Linked DNA regions of Mus musculus: region 1 is linked to region 2. Evidence: chromatin loops called from intact Hi-C (ENCODE). Cell type or tissue: left cerebral cortex. All regions are shown on one strand. Each heading gives the region's core, and the rest is flanking DNA. Links, peaks and the distances in the headings are about the cores only.

Region 1 (12,761 bases), core at 2,777-10,776, 730 kb before region 2:
TAGGCTTTGTGTGTGTGTGTGTTTTCCATTTGAGCACTTACCTTTTTTAAAGTGAGACTCTGAGATCTTTGTCTCATGTTTCAGATATTTCACTATGGTTGGTTTCCTGTTATAAAGAACTATGAGTTCATGGGAGTAGAGTGGTGGTTTCCTCCACTTGGTTTCTTCCTTGGTACAATTGTGTAGCCACAATTTAACATGCTTTCTCTAGAACTAATTTGTCTTTTTTCATACCTCTAGTGTTGGTTTGTTTTGCTTTATTTGTGTCTTCATAATAAGTTGAATTTGTCTGGATTTATATTTTCCATTATTATTCAGGAGAAAAGCTGACGACAATGGCAGGTATCATGCTTTGATACCAGACTCAGCGCTAACCAATAGTGACAGCGCATGTGTACTTGCTTTGTGCACATGCCAAGGTCTAGAGAAAGCTGCACTAAGGTTCATGATTGGCAAAAAGATAGTTTGGAGGGCATTTTGTTTTTGTTTTTGACAATAGCAGAAAATAGGTACAGAGAAGAAAAGGCAGCCATAAAAGATAATTTTGGAAAGATACAAACCACAACAAAGGAACTCAGAAATTTAAGTGTGATAACATAATAAAATTAGAAAACAAAAAGATGACATAAAAAAGTTACTTTAACCAGTCAATATCTCTTCCTACTTACATTATGAGCAGCCTATCTTCTTTGTAGTAGTCTCTGAAGATGAACAGAGGGCCACAAGCCTCAGTAACTGAGATAACTTAAACTTGTAGGTCTCTTTCTCTGAGATACATTTCAGAAGGTAGTCCTCCTTTTTCTGTCTGAACTTCACAGTATGAAATTCCCTGTCTGCCTGTTAAAACTTCCTCTTTGGAGTTTTGGGGACTATTCTTTCTGGTTCGTTTGTAGAGGAGGTTACTAGTTTGCCATCTTGCTGTAATTGCAGTCGCTCTAATTTTTTTTTTTTTAATGGTGTGAGTGTGTGTGTGTAAAATGTGTGCAGGTGTTGTGTGTTTGCTTTTATTTGTATATGAGAGAGTGTAAACTGAATATCATTCCAAAGAAGCCATGTGTGATATCAGAAAAAAAAAGTCCTAAGCTGCCTAAGACCAAAGTCGTTTTCAATGTGCTTGTCATAGAGACAGAAGTTCATATTCTTTGGTATAGAGCACTATTTCTTAAAGCTAGCACCAATCTTCAGAATATTTGGTTTTATTTAACTCCAGAAAGAAAGTGTTCCAAAGGAAATAACACGAATGCTATGCACTTCTTTCCTAACTCTACAGTCTCGACTACTGCCAGTCTTCGGACATCTACCATGTCAGATCCACTTAGGGAGCATTTCACAGAGTGTTACCTTGACCCAAGAAACCCACTTCCAAAGCAAAAATGACACAGGATGAAATTCTAAGGTAAACAATGATATGCTCTTGAGGCTATTGAAATGGATGTGACAGAGCTTAATCTGTTGCAAGGAAGAAAGAAAGGTAACTGGATGACAACACTGGAGGAAACAAGGGAAGAGATCACAAATGTATGCTGCCATAATTAGGTCATCTGTGCTGACTAGTTGCTGGTCATTAAAATTAGTTTCTAAACAACCACACACACACACACCATAGAAACTGCAACAATTACATGTCAGACTCAAGAACTAAGTATTTCCTCACATATAACTGGCAGGGAGAAGGGAGGAGAGCAGTTTCTATCCAAGCAGAGCTAACTAAACTCAGTAAGACAGAAGAGAAAATACTTTAGTCTATGGCTGTCTCAAATGCTTTGAAATCAAAGGACATGGCCCTTGACTAAAGGCCCTGCTAATTTCCTATTCACATCTATATATCCCCAAACTGGGTGCTTCTCCATAATTCTAAGGAAAATCTCTAGACACATTAACCACAAAGACTCTCAACCCTTTGACCCTGGAGAGAAGAAAGTCTTTCATTCTCTCTATTTTCACACAGCTATCCAATTATCTCCACAGCAGGAAGGGCAGCAGGAAGGACTGTTTCCTCTAGGGGAAATCTACCCCCATTCACAGGATGCAGTCAGATGTTTGGGTGAATATTTTTTTCCCTTTGGCATAGACAAGGCAATCTTAGTTATTTTTAATATATTTCCTACAATTTGTTTGTTCTGACTAAAATTATCCATGTGGTGGAAAGCAACTCGATAGTATAAATACTTGGATGAATAGATTCTCTAATCATTTAAGGAAAAATGTGCAGCTAAAGATAAACCAAATGTTATCATAGCTTGTATCTAATCTGTAACATCTCTGTTTGCAGTATTGGTCATACCTGAAAGATAGACATCTTACTTTCTTAAACCAAATTGATATATATTTTTAAAACCAAAATAATGCATTTCAAATATTTCTCATTTCTTGATCTTTAAATTCTACTTGGCCATAACGACCAATTTACTACAACTAAGTCCCTCTTTATGGCCATAAATATACTCATAAATATACTCTTTGCTTTAAAATATAGTTTTAAGGTGAAAATATTTTAGGGAATACCACAATGCTTAAAACTAATATGGTAGCACTCTACTACTTTAGAAACTTTTATTATATTGAAAAGGTAGAAATGATACTAATATAAGAAAAATCTAAGATATGAAACAATTTATATATCAAAATTTATTCCTCCAGTACAACTCATGAATCAAGTTGCATGTAACAAATACAAAATTAGAAAATTCATTACATCTCAGCATATCCATTACCTGTTTAGAATCAAATTTCCAGAAATGGTGTGGTGCCATCACTGATATTGCTTTGTTTCAAAGATATATAGAAAGCTGAAATTTTGCTATACCTTGACAAGTTAGACTCAGAAAAATATTTAAAATATATCTAAAGTATTCATAATCTTTAAAGGAATATGATTCCCAAATTAAGCAAAAAAATCTTTAGAATTTATGAGGGATGAAATACCACTTGAATGATATTAGAGAGAAGTTATGCAAATGGTTTTTATGGTTAAATTTTAACCATCCAAATATGCATATGAAGAAGCATCATTAAAGGCTTAGAAGTACTTAAAAATTTCTTCAGCCCAATTGAATATTTAGCTGCAAGTACTCTTTAAAAATTAATTAGCACTAGATACCAGATCTATCTCAATGTGACCCATTGGCAGTTGTATACCGTAGTATGTCAGCAGATCTCTGAGCTGTGTGTCCAGTTGATGCAGACAAGTTGAAGCAGCCTGATTTCCCTTCCACAGTTTCATTTATAGATAGCACCCAATAATCTTCATCTCATTCTATACCTTGCACTTTTAAGAGAGCGATTTCTACCCTGTAACCAAAAGATGGCTACATATGGTACTTCCCACAGACCAATAAGATATATGATATTTTTTTGTCTTATATACCCACAGTTCAAGAAGGAGGACACTGCATAGAACACAGGGCTATGGAGAATTGTTAACTTTAGACCTTGTACATGATCAACTTTACCCCTGAGCAATTTGTTTTGATTAAATCTAGTTGTCTAGAAAAACAACCCAAACTACTTGGTTTATTTGACTATATTCTTATTTGTCTGTGTAAATTAGTGTGCACTAGTTTCAGGAGGAAGCTTCTCTAATGTTGGCTGATCTGTGAATATAGCAGAATGTCACTAGGAGCCATTTTACTGCTACTTTTTTTTAAGAGAACAAGTGATATTTGGTTTTACCCTAGATTCCCATGCTATCCAAATAGTGGAACAATACTCAGCTGTTAAATAAATGACATAGTGAGATTTGTATCAAATGAATGGAACTAGAAAAAAAATCATCTTGAGTAGAGTATTATTGACTCAGAAAGATGCATATACTATGAATCTACTTAAATGAAATCTAGGAAGTCAAAGATTATAAGCTACAATCCTAGAAATACGATGTATGAATATTAGGGTAAGAGATAAGAATGAACAAATAGACCTCACTAAGAAAGAGAAGTAGAATAGAGAGCTACGTGTAGATTGGGGGTATGTGGAATGGAAGGATCAAGTAGGGAAGGGGGGAGGTGCAGGTAGTTTGGGAGGAAATATAGAGAGGGACAGCTAAAATTATGGGGCATTTAAAGAGGAAGTATGGAAAAGTAAAATAACAGATATGTAGTAAAATATATACACATAAAAATGACCTAAATGAAATTGCCATATAATGTGGGAGATAGAGCTCCAGCTGGACATCTCTTGTTCCCAAACAAACCTTCCAGTATGGACACTGGGTTGCGTCTAATTGATTTTTTCCAAAGGGATCTTCATGAGAAGTTTCAAACAATCCAGGCTGCTGTTAAGACTACAGACTGATCTCTATAAACTGCCAGGAAGACCCCCATTGGTGAGGACAACATCTAGAGAACTCATTGATTATGGAGATGTTGAGGTGGTGCCTGTACAGAATCTCTGCACATATGTTCAAGTGTCTTTGGTAAAGGAATGCGCACTGCATGTTTGCATAAGAGAACAATAAATACTAAATGGCCAATAAATCCTTTATCTACTGCAGTGTCCTGCCAGCAAGGTACACCGATGCTATGGTGGGAGAAATCTTGTGGAAATAAACCAATAACTTATTTGATTTAAGGCCTACTTCATGTCATGGAACCTATGCTTGACATGGTTTGTGTGGTGTAGTAAACACATTAATCCACCGATCAGTGGGTAATCAGATTGCTTTTATCTGCTGTCTGTTATGAAGAGTTCTGCAAGATTTCAATTATTGTCTCATAACTTAGGATTTTTTTTTCACTTTCGTGACTAATGTTCATACTCTTTTCAGTAATGAGCATACTAATTTACAACCCTGAATGAGCATTCCCCCTTCTGCATATGTTCATCAGCATTCATTTTGGTTTTTATTTTATGTTTTTTTAAATGTTTTATAATAGACACTCTTACAGAGTAAGGTAAAATTTCATGGTTTTGATTTGCAATTCTCTGTTGATTGATGCTATTCAACATTTTTTTCAGACATCTGTTGGCCACTTATATGTTCTATTTTGAGAAACACCTAATTTGTCCATTAAGAATGATTTATTAATTTTATTAATGTTTAGTGTGTGGAATTTCTGGTTATAAAATGGCGATTTCTTTATACTTGAAAATTTTAAGAGAAAATATCTGAGGTATTTCTATGACTTTTAAAAGCTTAACTCTATGATGAAATGTATATGGTAATTATTTTTACATTATTTCACAATGGTGTTTGTCACAATCAAACGTATTAAACTACATGTGAGCAATATTGAAATAAAATACTAAATATAAAGAGGTTTCTGATAGTCCCATAATCAATTTCTTAATAACTTGCATATATGCTTATTGTACTTGATCAGTACTTTTGGTGGCCATGTTCATTTTTCCTTTTACTAATGCTTTATTTAAAGACATTGTTTTCATGTTTTATTTTCTCAAATTCTGCCTTTCAGGATTTTAACTCTCCTTTTTCTCCATCTTCTAATTTAACAGAAGAGTTACAGTTACTTAAGTGATATTGCTATCTACCAAGGATATTCTTTAATTAGGCATGTTTATTAATAAAATCATGATAAAAGATAAAATTAAAAAATTAACTAAAGCAGTGATAAGCATGGAGGTATTTCTCCTGTGCATATTATTTCTCTGCATTATTTCAATATGATTGATTTATTTTTATTTTAAATTGACTTTTATTAGTTTAATTTTTCCTGTAGAAATCACATATCTCTACTCTGTAGCACAAAATCTCAATTGTGAGCTAAATTATTTTAAAATATACACTTCCTACTCAATGGTATAACTCTCTTGATGTATTGTCTAAGCATTTGTACCATTTTAATTATTGGATTTTTGTTAGCCTCATACGTCAATACAAGGGACATCAATAAACAGAGATAAGAACTATTTTTGGAGTCAACACAGATGCTTGCACTTGAACCAGATGCCTGGCCTTCCCTTACTCCATTTCTCACCCACATCAGTCTTCGGTACACACAGGCATTCCCAAAAGAACAAGCACAAAAGGACAATTATCACATTTCAATACCACATTCCTCCTCACTTTGCATATAGCTTCTACACATATAAAAGAGTCTCATGCCCACATGCCATATGTTAAGCAAGCCTTGCCTGCAGAGTTTGGTATGCTTGATGGAACTCAAAGATGTGCATTTATTTAGATTTGCCTACTTGTATGGGCCAATAGAGTTCCTTGGGATTTCCCCTGTACAGCTATTTCCTATGTTAAGGATTACTTCCTCTGACACACCTTAAAACTCAATTGTAGACGGTATCTTTTGTTATTCTCAGCCCCTTATCTGTGTAGAAAGCAGTTACCACCATGATTTCAACCTCAAAATGTTGGCTTCTTATCTATTTCTCTGAGCTGTTCCATCCTCAGGCTCAAGAACGGATTTATTCTGGTTCAGTGATATTATCTTCCCTTCCTCAAGCCATCTCACATCCTCTGCACCATCTGTTCACGGCATATCTTCACTATAGCATTTGCTATCCAGAGAAAAGTATTCAGCTAGAATTATTTCTCTTTTGATAAGTGCATAACTTCAAAGCAACTTACAAATATTGTTTTATGTTCAAGATGATTACTTCTTATAAACTCCCATGTTAATGCAGTAAAATAATGAACTACCACCCCAGCCCACCCCCCTTTTAAGGTCAACTCTATGTTTACAATGGCAACCATTAGTTCTGTGCTCTGTCTATATTTGCTTTCCTACACTTTCCAAAATTTAATAATTTCAAGCAGTCACTCAAAACATTTGTGATAGAATAGTGTCCTTGTTTATTGAATTTGTAAGGAGAGGAAGAGAAAACAGATTTGATTTGATAAAGTAGACAAATATGTAGAACTGCCATGGTAGTGTTTTTTTTTTAATTGGATAATTTATTTATTTACATTTCTAATGTTATCCCCTTTCTTGATTTCCCCTATGCAAACCCTCTATCCCATCCTCCCTTACCCTTCTTCTATGTGGGTGCTTCCCCATCCACCTACCCACTCTACCTCACTGCCCTAGCATTCCTCTACATTGGGGCATCAAGCAGTCAGAGGACCAAGATGCCAAATAAAGCCCCTCCAGCCCTTCCCCTAACTCCTCCATTGGAGTCCCTGTGCTCAGTCCTATGGTTGATGAGAGCATTCACATCTGTATTTGTCAGGATCTGGCAAAGCTTCTCAGGAGACAGCTGTATCAGGCTCCTGTCAGCATGCATATAGTGGCATCTGCAATAGTGTCAGGGTTTGGTGTCTACAAGTGGAATGGGTTTTTGATAGTAGCCACTCTGACTGGTGTGAGGTGGAATCTCAGGGTCATTTTGATTCTCATTTCCCTGATGACTAAGGCTATTGAACATTTCTTTAGCCATTCAAGTTTCCTCAGTTGAGAATTCTCTGTTTAGCTCTGTACCCCATTTTAATAGAGTTAACTGTTTTTCTGTAGTCTAACTTCTTGAATTCTTTGTATATTTTGGATATTAGCTCTCTATTGAATGCAGGATTGGTTAATGATCTTTTTCCAATCTGTGGGTTGCTGTTTTGTCCTATTGAAAGTGTACTTTGCCTTACAGAAGCTTTGCAATTTTATGAGGTCTTATTTGCCAATTCTTAATCTTAGAGCGTAAGTCATTGGTATTATATCTGCGGCGAATATATTCCCACGACTGAAAGCATTATGAGTTTAATGTTATGTATGTACATTCAGAATCCAAATGGCAGGAGAAACCTTTGCCCACCATTTTTACACAATAACTATGAGGCACAGATATATTTTCAAGTAAAATTAATGTTTAAGACACATGTTTTAGCTTCAGTGCAGTAGCTGGATATAAAATTAACTCAAACAAATCAATGGCTTTTCTCTACACAAGGGAGAAATGGACTGTAAAAGAAATTAAGGAAACAGCACCCTTCACAATAGTCACAAATAATATAAAATACCTTGGTGTGACTCTAGCTAAGGAAGTGAAAGATCTGTATGATAAAAACTTCAAGTCTCAAAGAAAGAAATAAAGGAGATTCCAGAAAATAGAAAGATCTCCCATGCTCATGGATTGGTAGGATGAATATAAAAAATGGCTATCCTGCCAAAAGCAATCTACAGATTCAATGCAATTCCCATCAAAATTCCAACTCAATTCTTCACTGAGATAGAAAGGGCAATTTACAAACCCATCTGGAATAATAAAAAACCTAGGATAGCAAAAACTATTCTCAACAATAAAAGAACTTCTGGTGGAATCACCATGCCTGACATTAAGCTGTACTACAGAACAACTGTGATAAAAACTCCATGGTACTGGTACAGTGACAGACAGGTAGCTCAATGGAATAGAATTGAAGACCCAGAAATGAACCCACACACCTATGGTCACTTGATCTTTGACAAGGGAGCTAAAACTATCCAGTGGAAAAAAGACAGCATTTTCAACAAACAATGCTGGCACAACTGGCGGTTATCATATAGGAGAATGGGAATTGATCCATTCTTATCTTCTTGTACAGAGCTCAAGTGTAAATGGATCAAGGAACTCCACATAAAACCAGAGACACTGAAATTAATAAAGGAGAAAGTGGGGAGAAGCCTCGAAGATATGGGCACAGGGGAAAAATTCCTAAACAGAACAGCAATGGCTTGTGCTGTAAGATCAAGAATTGACAAATGGGACCTCATAAAATTGCAAAGCTTCTGTAAGGCAAAAAACACTGTCAATAAGACAAAAAGGCCACCAACAGATTGGGAAAGGATTTTTACCGATCCTAAATCTGATAGGGGACTAATATCCAATATATTCACAGAGCTCAAGAAGCTGGACTCCAGAAATTGAAATAACCCCATTAAAAATGGGGTACAGAGCTAAACAAAGAATTCTCAACTGAGGAATACTAAAAGGCTGAGAAGCATCTGAAAAAATTAATAGAAATTAATAGAGGATTAATAAGGTTCAACATCCTTAATCATCAGCAAAATCAAAACAACTTTGAGATTCCACCTCACACCAGTCAGAATGGCTAAGATCAAAAATTCAGGTGACAGCAGATGCTGGCAAGGATGTGGAGTAAGAGGAACACTCCTCCATTGCTGGTCATATTGAAAGCTTGTACAACCACTCTGGAAGTCAATTTGGAGATTCCTCAGAAAATTGGACATAATACTACCGGAAGATCCAGCAATACCTCTCGTGGGCATATATACCCAGAGAAGTTCCAACTGGTAATAGTCAACGAACCAACAAACAAAAACTAACTGGTAATAAGAACACATGCCCCACTATGTTCATAGCAGCCTTATTTATAATAGTCAGAAGCTGGAAAAAAATCCTGATGTCCCTCAACAAAAGAATGAATACAGAAAATGTGGTACATTTATACAATGGAGTACTACTCAGCTATTAAAAACAATGAATTTATGAAATTCTTGGAAAAATGGATGTATCTGGAGGATATCATCCTTAGTGGGGTAACCCAATCACAAAAGAACTCACATGATATGTACTCACTGATAAGTGGATATTAGCCCAGAAACATAGAACACCCAAGATACAATTTGCAAAACACTAGAAAATCAAGAAGAGGGAATACCAATGGGTGGATACTTCATTCCTCCTTAGAATAGGGAACAAAATACCCATGAAAGGAGTTACAGAGACAAAGTTTGGAGCTAAGAGGAAAGGCTGGACTATCCAGTGACTACCCCACCCAGGGATCCATCACATAATCAGCCGCCAAACCCAGACAATATTGCATATGCCAGCAAAATTTTGATGATGGGACCTTGGTATAGCTGTCTCATATGAGGCTATGCCAGTGCCTGGCAAATACAGAAGTGGATGCTCACAGTCATCTATAAGATGGAACACAGGGCCCCCCAATGGAGAAGCTAGAGAAAGCGCCCAAGGAGCTGAAGAGGTTTGCAACCCTATAGGTGGAACAACAGTATGAACTAACCAGTATCCCCAGAGCTCGCATCTCTAGCTGCATATGTATCAGAAGATGGCCTAGTCAGCCATCACTGGGAAGAGAGGCCCCTTGGTATTTCAAACTTTATATGTCCCAGTCCAGGGGAATGCCAGGGTCAAGAAGCAGGAGTAGGTGTGTAGGGGAGCAGGGTGGGCGGGAGGCCCCTACAATTCTTTATCCCATTTCCCTTGCCTACAATAGGATCCTCCTCTTCCCTCCCCCATGGGCATCCCTCTTCCCTGATGCCTTAAGTCACTCAAAGATTAGGAACATCTCCCACTGATGCGAAACCAGTTAGTTCTCTGCTATACATATGCCAGGGACCTTGCATCAACCATTTTGTGCTGCCTGTTTGGTGCCTCAGTGTCTGGAAGCTGTTAGGATTCCTGGTTAGTTGAGACTTCTGGTATTCCTATGGGGTTGCCATTCCCTTCATCTTCTTCAATACTCCCCCTAATTCCTCCACAGAGGTTTCTGACTTCAGTCCAATGATTGTGTGTAAGTATTTGCATCTGTCACAGTCAGCTGCTTGTAGGGCATCTTAGAGGACAACCATGATAGTCTCCTGTATGCAAACACATCATAGCAACTGTAATAGTGTCAGGCCTTGATACCTTCCCCATCTCCTATTAGATGGATTCCAAGTTGTGCTGGTCATTGGAACAACTTTCCTTCTGTCTCTTCTGCTTTTTTTTTTTTTCCTGCAGTTCTTTTAGACATGAACAATTCTTGGTCAGAAATACTGACTGTGGGTTTGTGACCCCCATCTCTCCACTTGAGGCCCTGTTTTTCTACTGGAGGTTAATTCTAGGATTTCTTTCTCTCCACTATTGAGCATTTTGGCTAAGGCGACCTTCACTGAGTCCTGAGAGTCTCTTATCTCCCAAGTCTCTGGTATTTTCTAGAGGGTTCTCCAACCTCCCACTCCCAGACACTGCATAATTCCATTTATTCTCCTAGACCTTTGGGCTTCTCTCTTGCCTCCCCCATACCTAATCTTGTTCCACTTTCAATGCCCCCTCCCCTCTCTCAGGCAGGTCCCTCCTTCCCTCTCTCTTCTTGATTATTTTATTCTCCCTCTCAAGTGGGACTAAAGTATTTTCACTTCTTCTGCCTTCCTGTTTGTTAAACTTCTTTTCATCTATGGTTTGTATCCTGGGTGTTTTTTAATATTCAAATAAATTAACTATACTAACAAATTTACATTATCTGTATACTCTGCATAGTAAAGTGTTAGATGTTGAATCATATGTTTAATCATAGTGCAGATAAAATAACATTTTTCTAGATCATTGACAATATGATTTAAAGCTAAAATATTATTAGGGCTAGGCAGGCATATGGCTCAGTAGAAGAACACTTACTACTATATTCTAGAGCCTGGGTTTAAGTGTCAGCACTACAAACCCAAACAATAATGTTAATATATCATTAAAAACCATATTATATTACAATTATGTTTTGAAATCAACTCATAAAATTTGTTATATGATAGTATTCACTCAGTATTAAATTACATTAAATGATGAGAAATTATTACTTTGTATGTATTAAATAATACTCATTTTACAAATGAACATTATTTTACATCATTTATTTAATTTTCCAACAGTAAACATAAAGAGATGTCACTATTAAAAAAAATAACATTATGATCTTGAAAGCAGAAAATGCTAAAACAAATGTTTAAGACTATTAATTTTGATTTTCAAATTGCATCCTACTTTAGGGTTTCAAAATTGTATGGGGACCAAACTTACTGAACCAGAATCATCCCTGTTAGATCCTCTTCCTGAAACCATTTCCCCTGCCTACCAGTCTTCTGGGTGCACATCCGGCTCCCCTGAGTGAACTTCAGTCATGCTGAACTCCATTTTCTGGCTACCTCTCTAATTGACTCCCCCATCAATCCCCTTCCTATCCTGTCCCCAAGGGAACATCCAGCACATGGACACTTGAACCACCCACTGATTTCCATTGTGCAGTCCAAGGATACCCACCAGAGACCTGTCACACCAATATTTTCGAGGTTAGGCTCCTTTCCAAAACCTGCAGGAACAGAAACATCCAGGCATATAAGATATGATAGAAGAAATTGATACATCAGTCAAAGAAATATTAAATCTTAAAAAAAATTCCTGACACAAAACATCTAGGATATCTGGGATATCATGAGAAGACCTGGTCAAATTATAATAGGAATAGAAGGTGAAGAGTCTCAGCTCCAAGGACAAGAAACTCTCTTCAAAACTATCATAGAAGAAAGCTTTCCTAACTTAAAGAAATATATGGCTATAAACATACAAGAAGCTTGCAGAACACCAAATATATTGGACCATAAAAGAAAATCCTCATGACATATAATAATCAAAGCACTAAATCTACAGAACAATTAAAACAAGACAAATGCCAGGGCCAAGAAGTGGGAGTGGGTGGGCTGGGGAGTAGGGCAATGGGGGAGGGGATAGGGGATTTTTCAGAGGGGAAAGTAGGAAAGGGGATAACATTTGATATGTAAATAAAGAAAATATCTAATAAAAAATACACCAGTTCTGCTTTACAAAATAAAGTAAAATAAAATAAAATAAAATAAAATAAAATCTGTAGGGAAAAAGCCAGGTAACATAAAAAAGCTGACATATCAGAGTTTACACAAATTTTCAACAGAGACCCTAAAAGCTAGAAAGGCCTGGGACAGATATATTGCAACCTCTAAAAAAACCTACAGATGCCAACCTAGACTATTATACCCAGCAAAACTCTCAGTCACCATAGATGGAGAAAACAAGATATTTTAAAACAAAACCAAATTTAAACAATG
Region 2 (12,761 bases), core at 2,322-10,321:
CCCTCCATCAGTGTGGTACCATCTGGCACATTATTAGTGCAAGACACACTGAGGTTTGATGCTACTTGCATATGACTGGGACAGACACAATTTTGATCCAAAAGCTGACATTTTACTATGATTAGTTTGTCAACTTACTGTAACTCATTAGAATAATAGGACAATATTATGCTTTTGCTAAAATACAAATACTATTACAACACGAGAGACAATTTAAAAGTAGGAACCCCCAATGCTCACTTACATCTCTGAGAAACCTGTGGAAAAATAAAGTGGAACAACATGGATGTTTTCAAAATTAATTTCTTAGTCATTAAACTTAGTAAGATCCTGGGTAAACTGTAAGTTTTTTGTTGTTTCCTTTTGATGTATTTTGCTTCTTTTTCACCTTAAAGAAATCAGGGAATGAGTATGACATTCTTTTCAGTTTTTACTCTTAACACATCCATTACTCTTATTTACAACGTTCAGTCTCTAAGCTATAGCTAGCTCAAAGTTTATTAGCTTCAAACACTGTATTTTCAGCACTTGATTTTCCTTAGAATACTGAAATGCTGATTATCATAAGCTTCTTATTTTCATTTGGATAAGTTTAATTCCAAAGATGAGGTTTGGGAAATGATAGCTACACAAAAACTATATTGTTGAAAGAAAGAAAAGTTAGATAACTTTTTAAATTGGGTTTGAAAGGATGATATTTGATTTTGTTGAAGAAAGATAATATTCTAATTCTGTACACAAATTATTTTTTAAAAAGTTCATTATAACACCCCATAACTTGTTTATTAATTAAGCGTGATATAAAAATTGCTGGAGATGAGAGATGATATTTTGATTTTATGGAAGTTAACATAAACCAAAGGGATAGTACGGTAAAAAAACAAAAAAACAAACAAACAAAAACAAAACAAAACAAATCTACAGTAATATCTGTTGAAGTAGCAGGTCATCTTAATTCTAAATCTGTGTAGGAATATTTGCCAAATCAACAAAGAAGAGATATAATAACATGCATTTTGCTTTTCAAAGTTAAGTTGGGGCTAATATTATTAGATACGAAATACGAAATAATCTTTTTTAGCATTTTCTAATCAGTTTCCAGAGTGATAGAATAGACAATACTAAATTTGTTTCCGAGATGTTTTCTATAATCTCAAGCTTTCTTCTTTTTTGAGAGCCTGTTCACTAGATTATCACTGTTTCTCATCTCTAAGGATTGTTTGCATAAAGTAGATATGGAGGAGAATCTTCTACACAGACAATAAAATATATACAGTAAACACAATTATAAAAGTTGGGGTAATAAGTCTCTCTCAAGAGCCATAGTCTAACAAAATCCCCAATGCAAGACATGGGAAACAATTCAAAGTGTTGCTTAGAGTCTCTCTCTCTCTCTCTCTCTGTATATATATATATATATATATATGACTTTTGCCCTTAATTGTTCCAGAAATTGAAAGCAATTTTTATTACTGAAGAAATCCCATCCTAAAAATATTGGAATTATAAGAATAAAGCTGAATCTGATTAGTTGGTGCCTCCCTGAGCACTTACTTTCATACTGCAGGAAGTTTCTAGGAAAGCTTCTAAGCGAGGAAAACAATCAATATTGCAACCCATGTATAAATCCTAAAAATCTCAGTATTGACCAGCATTCAAGACCTTTTTCCTTCTTCCTTCTTCCTTCTTCCTTCTTCCTTCTTCCCTCTTCCCTCTTCCCTCTTCCCTCTTCCCTCTTCCCTCTTCCCTCTTCCCTCTGCCTCTGCCTCTGCCTCTTCCTCTTCTTCTTTTTCTTTTTCTTTTTCTTTTTCTTGAGATGAAGACAAATTTCAGAGCTATAATTGGTAAAATGAAAAGCACAGCTGACAATGGTACTCCCAGCCCCGATTGAGACATTTGTAACACAACATTTATACCTAAGGCTCAGGGAACATTATGGGAGGGGGAATCTAGGATATCAATATATTTAATCCAAATAGTGTTTTCAATACATGACAAGGAAACAGCATCCATAAATTCTTGACAATATTGCCAAAACAAGAACAGAACAATGACAACATCAGGTGACAAATCCACATGGATGGGGGAATATCTCACAGGGCACCATTCCCAGATGAAAACTATGGCCAGTGATGTGAACAAGTGTGATTGTGTTCACCTGTTTTCCTTTCCCTTCGGGTGGTGAGAAAAGACATCATGGATTTGATACTGAAACAGGCGGTATAGTAAGATTTTCTCATTAAAAATGTGATGTCTACATAATAATGCTAATTAAATGTTGAACAGTACTAGAACCTTTGCTGCACCTAATTTACAGGAGTCAAATTAGTATATTATTGAAAATATAATTGTTGTGGGCATCCATGCACTTTTAGCTGGTGGTGGTACTTTTTGGTGCGACTACCACCCTTCATGATGAAATGTTTGTTGGTCTGGTGTTTGCATATGTCTTGTCCATGCTATCATAATTGCTGAGTTCATATATATAACTCCCCAGTTGCATCAAAAGAAAAAAAAAAAAACACAGTTTCCTTGAAAAGCTATCTAGTACAGTCTTTATATCTCCTCTTCAGAGAAGATGCCTGAGCTATGGTGGGAGTTGTATGTTCTGTGACTTTCTCTTTCCATGTGGATTTTTAACTCTTTCAAGGTTATGGTTGACATTCACCTTTTTCAGGTCATCTGCTTTATTGGTTTTTGTACATGGGTGATTGTTCACTATCACAAACTTAGCACTCTAAGTAACAAAAGTTTTACTGTAGGTAAGAGATCAGTGTGTCTCACTAAAGAAGTTTTAGTAACTGTTTCTCCCCAGCCCTCGTCAGAGGTGTTCTTCCTCTTTCAAGATGTTAGTGGAATCCATTCCCATGTAGTAGAATTGAGCAGTCCACTGCTTAGCGACTATCACCTTAGTGGTACTCTTGAGAGGTCCCCAAGTTCCTTGTACAGAGCCTTGAAATGTCAACAGCATAAATGAAGGCTAATGTAGCACTCACACTGACATCTTTATTTCTCAGGAGTACTCATTATTAATGTTTCATGGGGTTAGAATGAAGCCACTCTTGAACCCAAGGAAAACTTTCCATTTTTAAACTTCATTTCTTAATCTCAGATTCAAAGTATCTTTTCCCTTTACAGGCAATATACAGCTCAGGGATATCTTTGAGGGAATGTTATCACTTTCTCCAAATACATTTGCCTCAACACCAAGTCATTTAAAATATCATCCTATTCTATTATCAAGTCAGAATTTGGTATGTCATTACCTGAAATTCTCCTCATTATTTCACCTAAATTAAGACTAGGTGGACTGTGAGCTACATCTCTCAGTCCATGGGACTTTATATGTGAAGAAGCAATTCTATTCTTTCTAAAGTAGAGATGACATTTTAAAGCTTAATATAACATCAATAGCAATTTTAGATGTGAATGGAGAAAATGGAAGGAAGATGGGTTTATGGTCTCAAGAAATTCTAAATGACAGAGGAATCAATTCCATTCAGGATTAATGACCAGAAAATAATTTTATGTGACTAGTAGCTGTGCCCTTTGGACTTTTAGATCCATGTTCAGAGTCATTTTTGATATATTTTGGAAGATGTCATGTATTAAGTAAAATTCTTATCATCTTTGTTCTCACTTACAGAATTTTCAGTTCTGAGAGCTTTATTTCATTTCACACTCTGTGATCTTTTCTATCACACTCTGCAGTGCTCCAGGTGACCAAGCATTCTTAAGAACCTTGTAGGATTTATTTCCATGTTACGTCTTTACAAGTCAACATTTTGATCCATAGAGTTTGTGGTAGAAAAATCTATTACCTATTGTTGGCTTCTGAGGGATTGGAGAGAGCATCTTTTTAAGCCTCCCAGATGTTTTCTTGTTTAATTGAAGGGATCTGTGAGTCAGACTCTCAATCCTTTCATAATTCTTTGTATTATGGCTTATCTAATGATTTGATTCAAGGACCTAGCACACTGTTGAAAACACAAATCCGCATATACTTCAAGACACATTCTGTAAACCTCTTATCATTTGATCTTCAATCCCTTTGCCTTTTGGATAATTTGAATAACTCTCCACTCCCTGTGTCATATTTTGTTTTGCTTCAGCAGTCATGGCAGTCTTTTGCTGTTGTCCTTGTCCATTTTAAGGGGCAAGAAAAAATCAGGCCATGCCTTTAATATGGGTTTTCAAAACTCCTCAATTTTTTCTGAGACAGTGTATTGGTTAATACTACAATGTGATCATGAACTTGGAATCCTCTTACGTTAACCTCTCAAGGACTTAGATGACAGATATATACCATCAATCTAGCTTAAGATCTTATTAACACTTTTAATTGAACATCTACATTTCCCCATAAACTGAATACATACTCTGGTTATATGTCACAAAATTCTTTCAATCCTGAGCAGATATCATTGCTTAAGAGACACTTGTTAAACAGTTTAAATTAAATAAATTGATTTTAAATAATTTATTCAAATTCTCCACTTTCTGTTGGTGATCATAACAGGCATACACAGCATCATAAGATAGTTTAGTGATGATTTTTCAAACTGGAAAGGTAACTGTAAAATCTTAAGTTGAAGCTATAGCCCAGGTAGACATTATTATTTTCTTCACCTAAAGCAAATATATATTGAAATTCTCATTATTTTTCTAAAAGCATCTAGATGTTTCCTTAAAAAGCATGTAAATGATAAGACCACGAAGGTACTTGCAGTATAATGACTGCTAGCTTTCTAAATACTTAATTTGATGTTTCTTCATAGAATTCTAAAAGAATTACATGTTCAGAAGACCGTAAATAAATAAAAATAAAAATACCATCATCAGTTTCTTATTCATCACAGCATAAAGCTTTGGAGGAAATCTTGTGAAAAGCAATTATGCCATTTTCATGGTCTAACTTCTCAAAGAAGTATCATCCAGTAAATTCTTTAATACATAGGAATTTTATCTCTAAACTATAACGACAAGCATAAATGTACTTGAGTGCTGAGGACAAAAATCACCTAAATATTTCTTCATTTCTCTAGACTACTGAAATACTGAAGCTTTTGACAGATACATGTGACAGGAGTGAGGAGAATGGCTGGGGGGATGTAGTAAGAGCACTTAAGATTTACAATTAATACAAACAGACCTGCATTCCCATTTAAAAAATGTTTCCTTCATATAAGATTATTTAATGCAAATACCTTCTAAAGATGAAATTATGACAGACAGGCTTCATTTCATAAAATTTACCTTACAGATAAAGACTTAACAGATAAAGATATTCTTGTTGAAGTAAAACATGAGAAAGGGTCCAATTTTAGTAACATCCTATCTTTTGTAAGCAATTACATTAACATCATAAAAACTACAAGATTACCATGTCATATTTACTTTTAAGACCAATGGGGCTGTAGAGAACGGTTAGGAATTAAGAACAAATACTGATCTGTGAGAGGACCTCAGTTCTTTTCTCAGCACTTACCTTGGGTGTCTCAGCCTATAATTCCAGGTCTAGGAGAGGCAAAGCTCCCGGATCTCATATATGCACATATGGACACATAGACACACAAATACATAAAGAGTTTTTAAAGGAACAGTATTATAGTTATTGGGACATGAGGATTTATCACATGTCTGAAATTATAATTTTTATGTAAAGTAATTATCAGACTCTTGGCTAAATTATCATAACATGCATTAACCAGGTGTGTTTAAACTAAAATGGATCATATAATTTTTATATTATCACTTCCAATTAATCAATTAAGTTAATGATATATTGTGATTATAAATACAGAAGCATAGAGTATGTTTATAATGAATAAATTATATACAATATATTCTGAATACAAAAGGAATGGATAAAATAATATGAAACTAACAAATAAAAAACTTATGGTAGGAGAACACAAGGATTTAACCTTTCCTTTGAAATAGTCAAATGTGAAGACTTACAACAGAATAGCTACATTAGAAGGCTTCTTTTCCTGCTGCTGAATATGTTTCTCAGTTCAGAGGGGGTGGCATTACATCCTACATCATCGCTTTACTGCAATCTGCTCCTGACAGGACCATCCATCTGTTTAGCCTGAACAACCCTGCGGTTGCTTATGTGCTTATTCACAGATGTAAGTAGGAGGTTGACTACAGGTTTTCTGACTTATACTCGAATCTAAGCTAATGTGACACATTTGGAAGCATAGCTGCACATGTTCTTGTTTAATTGGGAATTTTCTCCTTTGACTTTCAGAATAGCATAGAAGCAAAGACTGTGCTAAACAGACCTAGATTCTGAGCAGATCACATTCTTCTTGAAGAAAGCTGGAAATATGATAAGAAGGGAAGGACTCTCAAGAAGCAAGGGGTTTCTCTGAAAGTGGTGAGCAGCTGGCATCTTTTATACATTTTCTGAATAGATTTGGCAGGAGGTCAAAATCTGGAGAAGAGTCTGTGGGTTCAATATGGTCCGTGAATGGCTCTGAATTATACAACAGGTTTAGTAATTACAACCTTATTCTTTCCATGAGATGTGATAGACATTTTTAACATTCCCATAATACTCTAGCTGTATTTATATGATAGCTTTGGACCCTTAAATTATTTTACTAAACAGAATAGTGTTTATTGTCTGGCTTATGATTGGGAGTCTTGGTGGATGAGCATAGCTCATATGTTGTACTGCATTAATCCTTCCAGATTGAATTAAGACAACCATTTTACTATGTTGGGCAGTGTGCAATGTTTGACAAAATCAAACCAAACCAAACACGTGTCAAGCTTTTCAAGACTCTGAAGCTATGGAACAGCACTCAGCATGATTTATGATGGTACATTTTGTGCTTGAAATTATTTTGACTGTTGAAGGTAATTGCTTTACAAGGAAAACCTTGCTTCCTCCTTTCTCAGAACATTTAGAGTTGAGGCATATCACCCTGCTACAGCTTTGTTCATGCTAAGTTCTTTGAACCTTCTTTATTTTTAACTATTTAACTAGTGAAGTGTCCAGCTCCAGTGTTACTATAGAAATATGCTGTTGATCCTCCCAGTCAACATGAGTGACTAAGCTCAGCTTTGGTTTCACGGGGCTGAGTCTATTGGTTGTTAACATGCTTTACAGTTTGAATTGAGTAGTAGTTGTGTGTGTAGATTTCCTAAAAGATTCTATTAACATATATCTATGTGTATGAGTATTCCCTAATAAAATATAGGAAGGAATTCAGAATCTTAATAAGTGCTTACTGGGAAGAATTTTGGGAATTTCTGAAATAAATGCAATTGTCGGTTAAGCTATTATATAATTATCTCTGGAGATCTCAGTTTTAAATCAAGAGGCATTTTTAGAATTGTATAATATTTTATATTTTCTGCTCCATCATGTTTGGCTGCAAGGATCTCCCTCTGTATTTGTAAGGATCTGGCAGGACCTCTCAGGAGACAGCCATATCAGGATCCTTTCAGCATGTACTTCTTGGCATCCACAACAGTGTCTGGGGTTGGTAACCTTATATGGGATGAATCCCTAGGTGGGATATGGGATACTTATAAGAGAAGGTAAAAAAAATTATGATAAACATTGTGATGGTTTGTATATTCTTGGACTAGGGAGTGGTGCCAATTGGATGTGTGGCCTTGTTGGAATAGGTCTGACCTGGTTGGAGTAGGTATGTCACTGTGGGTGTGGGCTTAATACTCTCACTCTAGGTGCCTGGAAGTCAGTCTTCTACTATCAGCCATGGAGCTTGTTGGGTGCAAATGAGTTTACTATTCAATTTAGTATGTTTAATAGCCTGTATATTTTTAGTCCTAAATTGCATTGAATTATCCTTAATTTTAACAACTCCAACCCAGACTATGGATTCAATATTTATTTTATTTTATTATATATATATATATATATATATATATATACACACACACACACACACATATATATGTATACGTGTGTGTGTGTGTGTGTGTTTGTGTGTGTGTGTGTGTGTGTGCTTGGTTTATGTATGTTTGTAAGGGAGTACTCCAGTGTCCATGAGTGTGTTCACATACGTGTGCCTACGCTGTGAAGGCAAGAGGTTAATAATGGCTATCAACCTTGATATCTCTCCAACTTATTTTTTAAGAAAGTGCTCCTGATTGAACCACTAACCCATTGTTGCCAAGGGTTAATTGGAAAACTAACTCTAGAGAATCCTCCTATCTTTTCCAGGGCCTTGACTACAAAGGTCATGTACATTTGTGCTGAAGATAAGGCCTAAAATCTTCATGCTTGCATAGCAGTTATTTTACTAGCTGAATCATTGATACAGCTCTGAACACTATTTCTTTTTTTTTTTTGTAATTTTTACTTTATTAGATATTTTCTTTATTTACATTTCAAATGCTATCCCGAAAGTTCCCTATAACCTCCCCACACCCTCTGCCCTGCTCCCCTGCCCACCCACTCCCACTTCTTGGCCCTGGTGTTCCCCTGTACTGGGGCATATAAAGTTTGTAAGACCTATGGGCCTCTCTTCCCAATGATGGCTGACTAGGCCATCTTCTGCTACATATGCAGCTAGAGACATGAACTCTGTGGGTACTAGTTAGTTCATATTGTTGTTCCACCTATAGGGTTGCAGACGACTACAGCTCCTTGGGTACTTTCTATATCTCCTCCATTGGGGTCCCTGTGTTCCATCCTATAGATGACTGTGAGCATCCACTTCATTGCTGGTGGGATTGCAAACTTGTATAACCACTCTGGAAGTCAGTCTGGCAGTTCCTCAGTTCTGGCATATACCCAGAAGATGTTCCTACTGGTAATAAGGACACATGCTCCACTATGTTCATAGAAGCCTTATTTATAATAGCCTGAACACCATTTCTTATTCAAAAGAAAAAAAATTAGAAAACAATATTAAATGCATAAATTGCACATTTTGATTTCTGTTTAAGTCAGAATATAACCTCTAGTTAATATGTTCTATTGCAGGATTTCATGTAATTATTTTAATAATCCTAGATTCTAAAAGCATTATCCTAAATTCTAATACTAATATTCAAATCCTAAAATTGTCATAATCTCATGGTTCCTTCTCTTACAACTGCCTCTCAACATCATTCTGCCATTTAGATACACACTTTGGTACAACATCTGACTACTCTATAGATGATGTTTATTTAATTTTTTAATTTTTATTTATTTTCTTCACCCTTTCCTTTTATTTAAAATAGTTTCTTTTACACATCCTGATTATAGTTTCTCTTTCCTCTAGACTTATCTGTTCCCCCACAGCTTCTCTTCCCTCTAAACACACCCCTTAATGTCTCTCATTAGAAAAGAGCAGCCAGAGAGTATGGTGAAGAGGTAAAACTGTGGTCTGGATATAATTTATGAGAGAAAAATGAAAAGAAAGAGACTTCTTTTTTTTTTTATTTTTTTTTATTTTTTTATTTTTTTTTCCATTTTTTATTAGGTATTTAGCTCATTTACATTTCCAATGCTATACCAAAAGTCCCCCTTACCCACCCACCCCCACTCCCCTACCCACCCACTCCCCCCCTTTGGCCCTGGCGTTCCCCTGTACCGGGGCACACAAAGTCTGCGTGTCCAATGGGCCTCTCTTTCCAGTGATGGCCGACTAGGCCATCTTTTGATACATATGCAGCTAGAGTCAAGAGCTCAGGGGTACTGGTTAGTTCATAATGTTGTTCCACCTATAGGGTTGAAGATCCCTTTAGCTCCTTGGGTACTTTCTCTAGCTCCTCCATTGGGAGCCCTGTGATCCATCCATTAGCTGACTGTGAGCATCCACTTCTGTGTTTGCTAGGCCCCGGCATAGTCTCACAAGAGACAGCTACATCTGGGTCCTTTCGATAAAATCTTGCTAGTATATGCAATGGTGTCAGCGTTTGGATGCTGATTATGGGGTGGATCCCTGGATATGGCAGTCTCTACATGGTCCATCCTTTCATCTCAGCTCCAAACTTTGTTTCTGTAACTCCTTCCATGGGTGTTTTGTTCCCACTTCTAAGGAGGGGCATAGTGTCCACACTTCAGTCTTCATTTGTCTTGAGTTTCATGTGTTTAGGAAATTGTATCTTATATCGTCGGTATCCTAGGTTTTGGGCTAGTATCCACTTATCAGTGAGTACATATTGTGTGAGTTCCTTTGTGATTGTGTTACCTCACTCAGGATGATGCTCTCCAGGTCCATCCATTTGGCTAGGAATTTCATAAATTCATTCTTTTTAATAGCTGAGTAGTACTCCATTGTGTAGATGTACCACATTTTCTGTATCCATTCCTCTGTTGAGGGGCATCTGGGTTCTTTCCAGTTTCTGGCTATTATAAATAAGGCTGCTATGAACATAGTGGAGCATGTGTCCTTCTTACCAGTTGGGGCTTCTTCTGGATATATGCCCAGGAGAGGTATTGCTGGATCCTCCGGTAGTACTATGTCCAATTTTCTGAGGAACCGCCAGACTGATTTCCAGAGTGGTTGTACAAGCCTGCAATCCCACCAACAATGGAGGAGTGTTCCTCTTTCTCCACATCCTCGCCAGCATCTGCTGTCACCTGAATTTTTGATCTTAGCCATTCTCACTGGTGTGAGGTGGAATCTCAGGGTTGTTTTGATTTGCATTTCCCTGATGATTAAGGATGTTGAACATTTTTTCAGGTGCTTCTCTGCCATTCGGTATTCCTCAGGTGAGAATTCTTTGTTCAGTTCTGAGCCCCATTTTTTAAGGGGGTTATTTGATTTTCTGAGGTCCACCTTCTTGAGTTCTTTATATATGTTGGATATTAGTCCCCTATCTGATTTAGGATAGGTAAAGATCCTTTCCCAGTCTGTTGGTGGTCTTTTTGTCTTATAGACAGTGTCTTTTGCCTTGCAGAAACTTTGGAGTTTCATTAGGTCCCATTTGTCAATTCTCGATCTTACAGCACAAGCCATTGCTGTTCTGTTCAGGAATTTTTCCCCTGTGCCCATATCTTCAAGGCTTTTCCCCACTTTCTCCTCTATAAGTTTCAGTGTCTCTGGTTTTATGTGAAGTTCCTTGATCCACTTAGATTTGACCTTAGTACAAGGAGATAAGTATGGATCGATTCGCATTCTTCTACATGATAACAACCAGTTGTGCCAGCACCAATTGTTGAAAATGCTGTCTTTCTTCCACTGGATGGTTTTGGCTCCCTTGTCGAAGATCAAGTGACCATAGGTGTGTGGGTTCATTTCTGGGTCTTCAATTCTATTCCATTGGTCCACTTGTCTGTCTCTATACCAGTACCATGCAGTTTTTATCACAATTGCTCTGTAGTAAAGCTTTAGGTCAGGCATGGTGATTCCACCAGAGGTTCTTTTATCCTTGAGAAGTTCTATCAGACCTTCAAAGAAGATCTAACTCCAGTTCTGCACAAACTTTTTCACAAGATAGAAGTAGAAGGTATTCTACCCAACTCATTTTATGAAGCCACTATTACTCTGATACCTAAACCACAGAAAGATCCAACAAAGATAGAGAACTTCAGACCAATTTCTCTTATGAACATCGATGCAAAAATCCTTAATAAAATTCTCGCTAACCGAATCCAAGAACACATTAAAGCAATCATCCATCCTGACCAAGTAGGTTTTATTCCAGGGATGCAGGGATGGTTTAATATACGAAAATCCATCAATGTAATCCATTATATAAACAAACTCAAAGACAAAAACCACATGATCATCTCCTTAGATGCAGAAAAAGCATTTGACAAGATCCAACACCCATTCATGATAAAAGTTCTGGAAAGATCAGGAATTCAAGGCCAATACCTAAACATGATAAAAGCAATCTACAGCAAACCAGTAGCCAACATCAAAGTAAATGGAGAGAAGCTGGAAGCAATCCCACTAAAATCAGGGACTAGACAAGGCTGCCCACTTTCTCCCTACCTTTTCAACATAGTACTTGAAGTATTAGCCAGAGCAATTCGACAACAAAAGGAGATCAAGGGGATACAAATTGGAAAAGAGGAAGTCAAAATATCACTTTTTGCAGATGATATGATAGTATATATAAGTGACCCTAAAAATTCCAACAGAGAACTCCTAAACCTGATAAACAGCTTCGGTGAAGTAGCTGGATATAAAATTAACTCAAACAAGTCAATGGCCTTTCTCTACACAAAGAATAAACAGGCTGAGAAAGAAATCAGGGAAACAACACCCTTCTCAATAGCCACAAATAATATAAAATATCTCGGCGTGACTCTAACGAAGGAAGTGAAAGATCTGTATGATAAAAACTTCAAGTCCCTGAAGAAAGAAATTAAAGAAGATCTCAGAAGATGGAAAGATCTCCCATGCTCATGGATTGGCAGGACCAACATTGTAAAAATGGCTATCTTGCCAAAAGCAATCTACAGATTCAATGCAATCCCCATTAAAATTCCAACTCAATTCTTCAACGAATTAGAAGGAGCAATTTGCAAATTCATCTGGAATAACAAAAAACCGAGGATAGCAAGAAAGAGACTTCTATGGTGCAACAACCAACATGACAAAATAAAATAGAATATGATAAAGCAAAGATCACTATATTAAAATTGGACAAGGCAAACCAACAGAAGGAAGAGTTTTAAGGAAAGGCCTGTGTAGGTACCATGATAGCTTTTTCCATCTCGTTGAGTTAAGATGAGCCTTGCTTAGTTCATACACAGAGTCTTATTCTTCTGGCATCTTTCATCTCCATTAGCTCTTATACTCTTTTTGCTTCCTCTTCTTTGGGATTTCTTG

The links. Peaks named below come from ENCODE experiments on the same cell type or tissue, not always from the same donor. Only the 100,000 strongest peaks of a DNase experiment are listed, where the experiment ranks them.
Region 1: a loop joins it to region 2, with 8 times the contacts of the local background. A loop is called at or near these places in 2 of 42 quality-filtered maps.

What each region holds. Positions count from the first base shown.
Region 1 is chr4:18,359,365-18,372,125 of GRCm38, reverse strand. No RefSeq gene overlaps it. Among named protein-coding and RNA genes, the nearest start is that of Mmp16, 510 kb to the right of the region's middle. In left cerebral cortex, for the core only: no CTCF peak of the experiment used is centred there; DNase peaks (open chromatin) are centred at 6,072, 6,382 and 7,064; H3K27ac peaks cover 2,259 bases.
Region 2 is chr4:17,629,685-17,642,445 of GRCm38, reverse strand. It overlaps Gm30092 (predicted gene, 30092), which reads left to right and starts at 6,255. Exons shown (of 3, transcript NR_168595.1): 1 at 6,255-6,385. In left cerebral cortex, for the core only: no CTCF peak of the experiment used is centred there; DNase peaks (open chromatin) are centred at 6,120, 6,819 and 6,991; H3K27ac peaks cover 1,425 bases.